Regions from separate parts of the Homo sapiens genome. Here region 2 is linked to region 1. The links are chromatin contacts, found by Hi-C in ENCODE. All regions are on one chromosome and are shown on one strand. Each heading gives the region's core, a stretch centred on a gene start or an enhancer-like site at or near the end of the contact. The rest is flanking DNA. Distances are from core to core; before and after follow the strand shown.

Region 1 (4,211 bases), core at 1,366-3,865:
CACACCTGCAATTCAGCCACTCATCCAAAAGCTGTTGGAGGTTTTGCTTGTTTCTAATACCTAATGAACCTGTTTATTGGTAACTAATTGGCTTTAACCTGTTCTTTTTAATAACTACATAATATCTCACAGTACAGCATAGATTTTATAATATTTTCATTTACCATTCCCTAATTGAATATATGAGGTATCCCCTTTTTTGTCACTGTAAAAAACGTTGCCATAAACAACCTAGTACACATAGCCTTAGCTATTTATTTCGGCAGGACACTAAACCAAAAGTTATGTACAGTTTCAGTAGCAGACGCCACGTGGTAACTTTCTGAAAAGAGTGTCACCAGACATAATGTGAATGACTATGGCCATTTGGCAGCAATCCTTTGCTGTTGGAAGGAAGGAGAGAAAGGTGAAGGAGGGGTGCAAGGAAGACGTCAAGATTTCCAGGAACACTTTTCTTGGTTTAGCAGCCCAGAAAGTGCTTTATCCTCTGCTTCAGAGAGGGAAACAATGACGGCATCTTTCTCTTCGCTGCCTAAGCAGCAGATAAAATCACAGTGCCTGTTTCATGGGCCAGGCCTGCCCTAGGGGAAGGCTGGAATGAAGATTAATTGCGGTGAAGAGAATGGACATGAACTCAACTCATCACAGCCCAGCAAGGGGCCAGGATTTGGGGAGGCAGCACCTGGCCACAGCCCCATGAGCAGAAGGAACAGCGCCTCCCACCCTGACTCACAGAACCTTTCATCCATGCCTAAATGCACAGCTCCCCATTGTTCAGGCAGGGAAACCGAGGCTCAGGTTGCTGCAGGCCTCTCCCAAGTTCACTGGGGAACGTTGGGGCAGAGTCTGGAGCCTCGGACCCCCATTCCCAATGCCATCGCTGGCGGTCTTGCAACTGGCCGGCATCAGCGGGCTTTTTAGCTTGGGTTGGCCTCTGCTTTTTCCAGTTTGCAGCCTGGGGAAGGTGACAGGGTGGTCACACAGGCTTGTCGTGTGTGGCTGTGCACAGGTGGGGGCAGGGATAGAGCAGAGTGGCCTCACAGGGGTGAGGTCTGCAGGAGCAGGAGGCCACAGCTGGGGGTGTGGCGGCAGGAAGTCAGGGAGGCTCCATCCTGCTCCTCCTCTTCCTCCTCGGTCTTCTCAGCTTGTTGGGCATGCCCAGCAGACGGGCAGCTTCTGGTGATAAAGATTAAGCACCTCCCAGCTGGTCAAGGCAGGGAGGGAGTGGGCATTTCCTGACCGTGTTATTCCCGCCCCCCGCCCCAGCCTTATCTCTGCTTTGATTAGGGGTGGAGAACTGAAACCCTCCAGCCAATGAATGACGGCAGGTTTGAGCAATGAGCTTGGAACTGACTGGCTCCCCATCCTGGCTTCCCCTCCACTGCTGGGCGTGTTCTGTTGCTCCTTCACATCAACACAGGGCTCATCCCCACCTGTGGGATGCGGGAGCTGTGTGGGAAGGTCGGGGGCGGGGGGCTTGTTCCCCGACTCTCCCAGCAAGCAAAGGAGAGGACACTGGGGCAGGCTGGCTAGTTCTTTGCATGGCGTCGTGTTTTGATGTTGGGGTATTGGCGTGGGGTGGAATATTCCACTGCCCAGGTTTCCACCTCCTGGAAGGATGCACCGCCACTACCCATCCCCCACAAACCCTCTCTTCCCACCACATGCATACGATTGCATCTGGGGCAGTAAGCTGACCATTGCCCAAGCAATTTTACCGACAGCGAACAGAGAAAATAACCCACACAGTTGGAGAGAGAAGGGCATTTTCTTACAGCTCTAAAGATTCTGGGCATCTCGTGTCTTTCAGTGAAATAACTGCTGTCGTTGTCCACAGACAAATCAGTTATTAACTCGGAATAACTCCAATTTAGGAAGCTGCCTTCCTCACTTGGATCTGTTGGCTCTGTCACTATGGTGACTGGGAAGGTTCTCAGCTTTTTGCAGCCCGGGTGTGGAGGTGAGCGCAACCCACCCTGCAGAGCCAGGACAGGGAGCGAGCGAGCCCCAGCACAGGCCCTGCATCTCACCTTTTTATCAGCAAGTGGCTCTTCCTGCGAGGGGACACCTCATTCCTATCCACCTCCCCCTTGTTACTCAGGAGCTTATATTTAGCTGCTGTTTTGCTCACATTTGGGGAAATGCTGACTTCATGCTCTTCAGGGTGGAGACAGAGGCCAAAAGCTGTTGGATGTTTTGCCCGGCAACTCAGAAAGCTGTTGCATCCCAGGATATTTCTGAATTTAGAAAAGGAAACAAAATCCTCCAGGATAGCCCTGGACTGTTCTAGGGCAAGAGCAGCAGCTAGCTTGTCCTTTTGGATAATCAGATTATGAGCCCCCTGAGGGGCAGCGACTGTGTTCACTTAGTTACTGAATCCCCAGCACCTATGCAGGGCGTGGCTCAGAGACAGTGCTAGATAAATTTTACTGGGCAAATGCAGAGAGACCCTGGGCTCACAGAGAGGCCATGGGCCAGGAATGACTGCACCCAGGAACCCACTGCCTTTTGTGGTAGGGGACCCAAAGGTGACTGCAGCTCAGGCAGGAGGACCTGAGTGGCATTGCCTCAGCCCCTGGGGCAGTGGCTGCATGTTTGTCCCATGGCTTCTCAGGGCTGAGTCATGCTGTACAAGGAAGCTATAGGTTATACCAGGTGACAGGAGCAGGGAAGGCTGCACCCAGGGAAGGCCAGTGTACTCTGGGGCAGTGGGTGGGAGCCCTGAACCCTAGATGCTCTCTGGGGCTCTTTATTTCTGTCCTGCCTGCTCTGCTCCAGCAATTTAAATCCACCAGCCCTAGCAATAGTTGCCAAGATAAACAAACAGTAGAGGAAGCCTGGATCGCAGCTCCCTCCCTTTTGGGGGTGGCCCTGAGGGAGATGTTGGGCTCCACAGAATGCTCTCTCAGGGATGAGTGGAGATGAGGGGTGCCCATGGTGAACTCTTGGGATTGCTGCACGCCAAGGAGATGGGCACAGCCATTTGTTATCTGTAATTAAATTGAGCTAATTTCATTCCGGGGCACACAGCTGGCGAATGAGGGTGCTCAAAAAATGTGATTATCTTATGCCATTTTGTGTAAATGTCATCGTGGTGCAGCTGGAACGGGAATGGACGGGCATTTTTGAGATGTTCCTGGTCCCCTAACTAGGTTGTGTTCTCTTCCTTCAGCATTAAAGTCAATCTCACGTCAAGCCTCTAAGAGCTGATGTAGATGAAATACTGCATTTATGTAATCATTCCACGGACAGACGGGAAAGAGCTTTTTCCAGATAAATCTAAGAACTGAGTGAGGGAGGCAGACAGATGAGGGTCCCTGGCAGTCGCCACTCACAAACCAGCAACAGCCATTCATCTTTCTGGGCTTACCCCAGAGGGGAAATGACTTGAGAGAAACGAAGAAAAAAAACCCAGGCAGCCTAGTTCCCCTTTTAGTCACTGTCCTCCAGTGGCTCTGTGAAAGTAGACAGCCCTCAGGGTCAGGGCTGGAAAAAGAGTCAGAGAACAACAACAACAAAAACGCCCACACAATTATTTTCAAGAGGTGGGTTTGAGACATACACCAAACTTAGGAAGCTCTCTGTGAAAGGTCAAAATCTGACACACTCAGTCAACTCTTTCAAAGACTTACAAGGGGAGAGGCACATACCAATAAAAAGAGGCCAGCAAGGTGACTCGCAACTATAATCCCAGCACTTTCGGAGGCCAAGGCGGGAAGATCATTTGAGACCAGGAGTTTGAGATCTGCCTGAACAATATAAGACCCCGTCTCTACAAAAAATAAAATTAGCCAGGCGTGGTGGTGCATGCCTGTAGTCCCAGCTATTTGGGAGGCTGGGGTGAGAAGATTGCTTAAGGTCAGAAGTTTGAGGTTGCAGTGAGCTATGATTGAACTACTGCACTGCAATCCGGGCAGCATAGTGAGACCTCATTCCTACAAAAATATTTTTTGGCTGAGCGCGGTGGCTCACGCCTGTAATCCCAGCACTTTGGGAGGCCGAGGCGGGCGGATCACCTGAGGTAGGGAGTTTGAGACCAGCCTTACCAACATGGAGAAACCCTGTCTCTACTAAAAATACAAAAAATTAGCTGGGCATGGTGGTGCATGCCTGTAATCCCAGCTACTCAGGAGGCTGAGGCAGGAGAATTGCTTGAACCCGGGAGGCAGAGGTTGCGGTGAGCTGAGATCGCACCATTGCACTCCTGCCTG
Region 2 (3,700 bases), core at 483-2,982, 190 kb before region 1:
TTTTTTTGTTTAAAATTAGAGAAAAGGGCTCTCTTTGTCACCCAGGTGGGAGAGCAGTGGTGCAATTAGAGCTCACTGAGGTCTCAAACTCCTGGGCTCAGGTGATCCTCCCACCTCAGCCTCTTGAGTAGCTGGGACTATAGGCGTGTGCCACCATGCCTGGCTAATTTTTTTAAAAAATTACTTTTTGTAGAGTTGAGGCCTAACTCTGTTGCCCAGACTGGTCTCGAACTCCTGGCCTCAAATCCTCTTGCCGTCACCCAAAGTGTTGGGATTATAGCTGGGGGTCACTGCACCTGGCCTGGCCCAAGACTTTGATCTGAGAAAAAGAAGACACTCAGGGGCCACATAGGCTGAAAGAACCCATGGCCGGGCAAGGTGTCTCATGCCTATAATCCCAGCACCTTGGGAGGCTGAGGCAGGTGGATCACCTGAGGTCAGCAGTTTGAGATCAGCCTGGCCAACAAGGCAAAACCACGTCTCTACTAAAAATACAAAAATTAGCCATGTGGTGGCTCACGCCTATAATCCCAGCACTTTGGGAGGCTGAGGCAGGTGGATCACCTGAGGTCAGGAGTCCGAGACCATCCTGGCCAACATGGAGAAACCCCATCTCTACTAAAAATACAAAAATTAGCTGAGTGTGGTGGCCCATGCCTGTAACCCCAGTTACTTGGGAGGCTGAGGCAGGAGAATTGACTGAACGTGGGAGGTGGAGGTTGCAGTGAACCAAGGTCGTGCTACTGCACTCCAGTCTGGGTAACAGAGCAAGACTCTGTCTCAAAAAACAAACAAACAAACAACAACAACAACAAAAACCAAAAACAAACTCAGTGCTGGTCTTAGCAGTAGGGCCAGTAAAAACCTTACCTATGAGATGTGTGTCTAATGGGAAGGGAACCCCAGGGTGTGGTGGATGACAGACAGCTCAGGGATCCTAGTTGGTTCCCTAACTCTTCTAGGGTCTCCTCCTGCTCTCCCTTGGCACTGATGTGTCTCAATCTGGGAGGCAGGAGGAGGAGAGGAACATGGGATTCTGAATGGCCATAGTCAAGGTCAGGCAGTCTGTCCTGGCCACCTCAGGGATAGACCCTAGGCTCCTGTCAGGCCTCGTAAGACTTGTTGACATAGAAGAGAGAGGCCACGTGCACTAAACAGCATTGGCAAGAAACCAAAGAAAGCTCTACATTCAATGGAGGTATGGAGTGGAGGGGCTCAGGACCTGCAGGCTGAGCAGCACCAGGGAGAATACAAAGTCTGGGGTCTTGCTCTGTCGCCCAGGCTGGAGTGCAGTGGTGGAATCATAGCTCACTGCAGCCTCAAACTCCTGGCCTCAAGCAGTCCTCTTGCCTCAGTCCTCCCGAGTAGCTGGGACTACAGGTGCATGCCACCATGCCTGGCTAATGGCCTCCGGCCAATGGCTTCACGTTGCCCAGATGCTAGATGAGTCTATTTCTATTTAGCATGTGATTCTCCCCGCCTGACATGAGAACCCAAACCCCACCCTCTGGTATGTGAGGAGGACAGGACACAAAGTCTTGTGAGGTTCTCTTGGAGGTCATTGCTTAAGCCCAGGCTGTCAGAAAGTCTGCTCTGGGACAAAGTTGGAGGCTGGGAAATGTGCCTTCTGGCTTGGACTTTCTTATCCCCTCCCTGGCTTCTGGTGCCCAGCCAGTTTCCAGACAGCCTACAGCCCACCTGGACTGCTCTCAGGGAGCTGAGGCCTGACTCAGCCTCTTGTTCATTGCTCCCCTATCTGGACACAGTCATCTCTGCTGGCGCATTCACGCCGAGGGCCAGATGTGTTCTCTCGCTCTTCCGGGATGAAGTGTGTACCCTGACTTAGTCCATTTCATGTTGTTATAAAGGAATCCCAGAGACTGTGTAAGTTATGAAGGAAAAAGGCATAATTGGCTCACAGTGTAGATATCTGGAAAAGTTCAAGACTGGGCATCTGACGAGGGCCTCAGGCTGCTCCACTCACGGCAGAAAGTGAAGGGGAGCTGTTGCATGCAGAGATTGCATAGTGGGAGAAACCAGGGAGGCCAGGCTCTTTTAACAATCCACTCCCCAGGAACTACGGTGAGAACTCACTCACCCCCAAGGGGAGTGCACTCATCTATTTGAGGATCCACCCCGATGGCCCCAACACTTTCCACCAGTCCCCACCTCCACCATTGGGGATTGCATTTCAACATGAAGTTTGGAGGGGACAAACATTACAACCTTAGCAACCCCACACCCACTTAACCCAAAGGGGTGCTAAATTAGCACAGGTGATGACAGGCATGAAGTATTGTTAGATAAACATTTTGATTTGCCTCCTGTCATTTATATGAATAAATGTCACGTGCATGTACATGTGTGCGCACCCTACACTTTTTAGATAAAATAGCATTTCCTATATATCCTGGTTTCGAACCTGACTTTTTCCGTTTAATATATTGTAAATGTTTTCCCATGTGCTTATAGTCTTCCATAACACAATTTTAAATGACTCTAAAGGATTGCCTTGTGACCCTCAAAGTGAGGCACATGCCAGACAATCCACTGGGTGAGGGAAGGAAATATTACAACTTCCTTTCATCTTTATTTTTATCTAAAAACAAGGCAGAAATGAAGCTTTATTACTTTCTAATACCCGGCCTCCGTTCTGGTCGGCCTGCACATGTGGTGCCTGTGTGGTCCTGCAGGGGGCAGAGGGTTGACAGTGGCACCTGCACATTTCTGTTTGTTCTGCATATTGCAATTTACTGCAGCTTCTAAGTGTTTGGTTAAAGAGATTATATTAACTAATAACCTTCACAAAATAGACAGGTGGCTTAATTTCTAGCTAAGAAAATGCAGACTGTAGGCTGCAAAACGTGAGAGGTTGGGAGTGGGGTGAGGGTTGAAAAATTACCTATTGGGTACAATGTTCACTATTCAGGTGATGGGTTCACTAAAAGCCCAGACTCCACCACTACGCAATATATGCATGGAAGAAATCTACATTTTCATTTTGGGAGGTTGAGGCAGGTGGATCACTTGAGGTCAGGAGTTCCCGACTAGCCTGGTCAACATAGTGAAACCCTGTCTATACTAAAAATACAAAAATCAGCCAGGTGTGGTGGCACACACCTGTAATACCAGCTACTCGGGAGTCTGAGGCAGGAGAATCACTTAACCTGGGAGGAAGAGGTTTCAGTGAGCTGAGATTGCGCCACTGCACTCCAACCTGAGTGACAGAGTGAGACTCTGTCTCGAAAAAAAGAAAAAGAAATCTGCACTTGTATTGCCTAAATATATAAAAATAAAAAACTGCAGAGCACGAAAAGAGAACGAGAAAATGGCTGAGTGGATTCTTTTTCAGATTCCATTGTGAACTCATCATCATTCTTGTTAGATGAGAAAACAACAGTATAATCAGATTTGAAAAGGAGTCAGCCAGAAATATATTAACATTTGAGAAGATTATGTGAATCATAGGTATACAGTCATTTCATTCATGATGGCCTTACCCTAAGTGCATATTGTACCTTGAGGTATAAGCTAATGAGAGTATCGCCATAGGCAAGACAGTTAAACAATTAACAATGAAAATATAAAGACAAATCTCAACATCCTTTCACTGATGTTGAAAGTCATGCAATCTTTCAGCCCCTAAACATTTTTACTAAACTATTGATAATAAATGTTTAGAAGCTTAAAGGTCACATCA

The links. Hi-C counts contacts between places; a loop is a spot of excess contacts on that map. Pooled maps may share reads with other maps.
Region 2: a map of CD14-positive monocyte shows a loop between it and region 1 (2.5-fold over the local background). The contact joins two enhancer-like sites. A Hi-C loop is called at or near these places in 1 of 168 maps with a recorded cell type or tissue (CD14-positive monocyte), 2 of 37 single-sample maps with no recorded cell type and 2 of 50 pooled maps.

What each region holds. Positions count from the first base shown.
Region 1 is chr10:31,581,360-31,585,570 of GRCh38, reverse strand. No RefSeq gene overlaps it. Among named protein-coding and RNA genes, the nearest start is that of MACORIS, 120 kb to the left of the region's middle. RefSeq lists an enhancer at 640-1,140. Within about 2 kb of position 2,615, at least 8 of the 41 ENCODE cell types and tissues checked have a DNase peak (open chromatin) inside an H3K27ac peak, as active enhancers do.
Region 2 is chr10:31,769,488-31,773,187 of GRCh38, reverse strand. No RefSeq gene overlaps it. Among named protein-coding and RNA genes, the nearest start is that of MACORIS, 64 kb to the right of the region's middle. Within about 2 kb of position 1,732, at least 4 of the 41 ENCODE cell types and tissues checked have a DNase peak (open chromatin) inside an H3K27ac peak, as active enhancers do.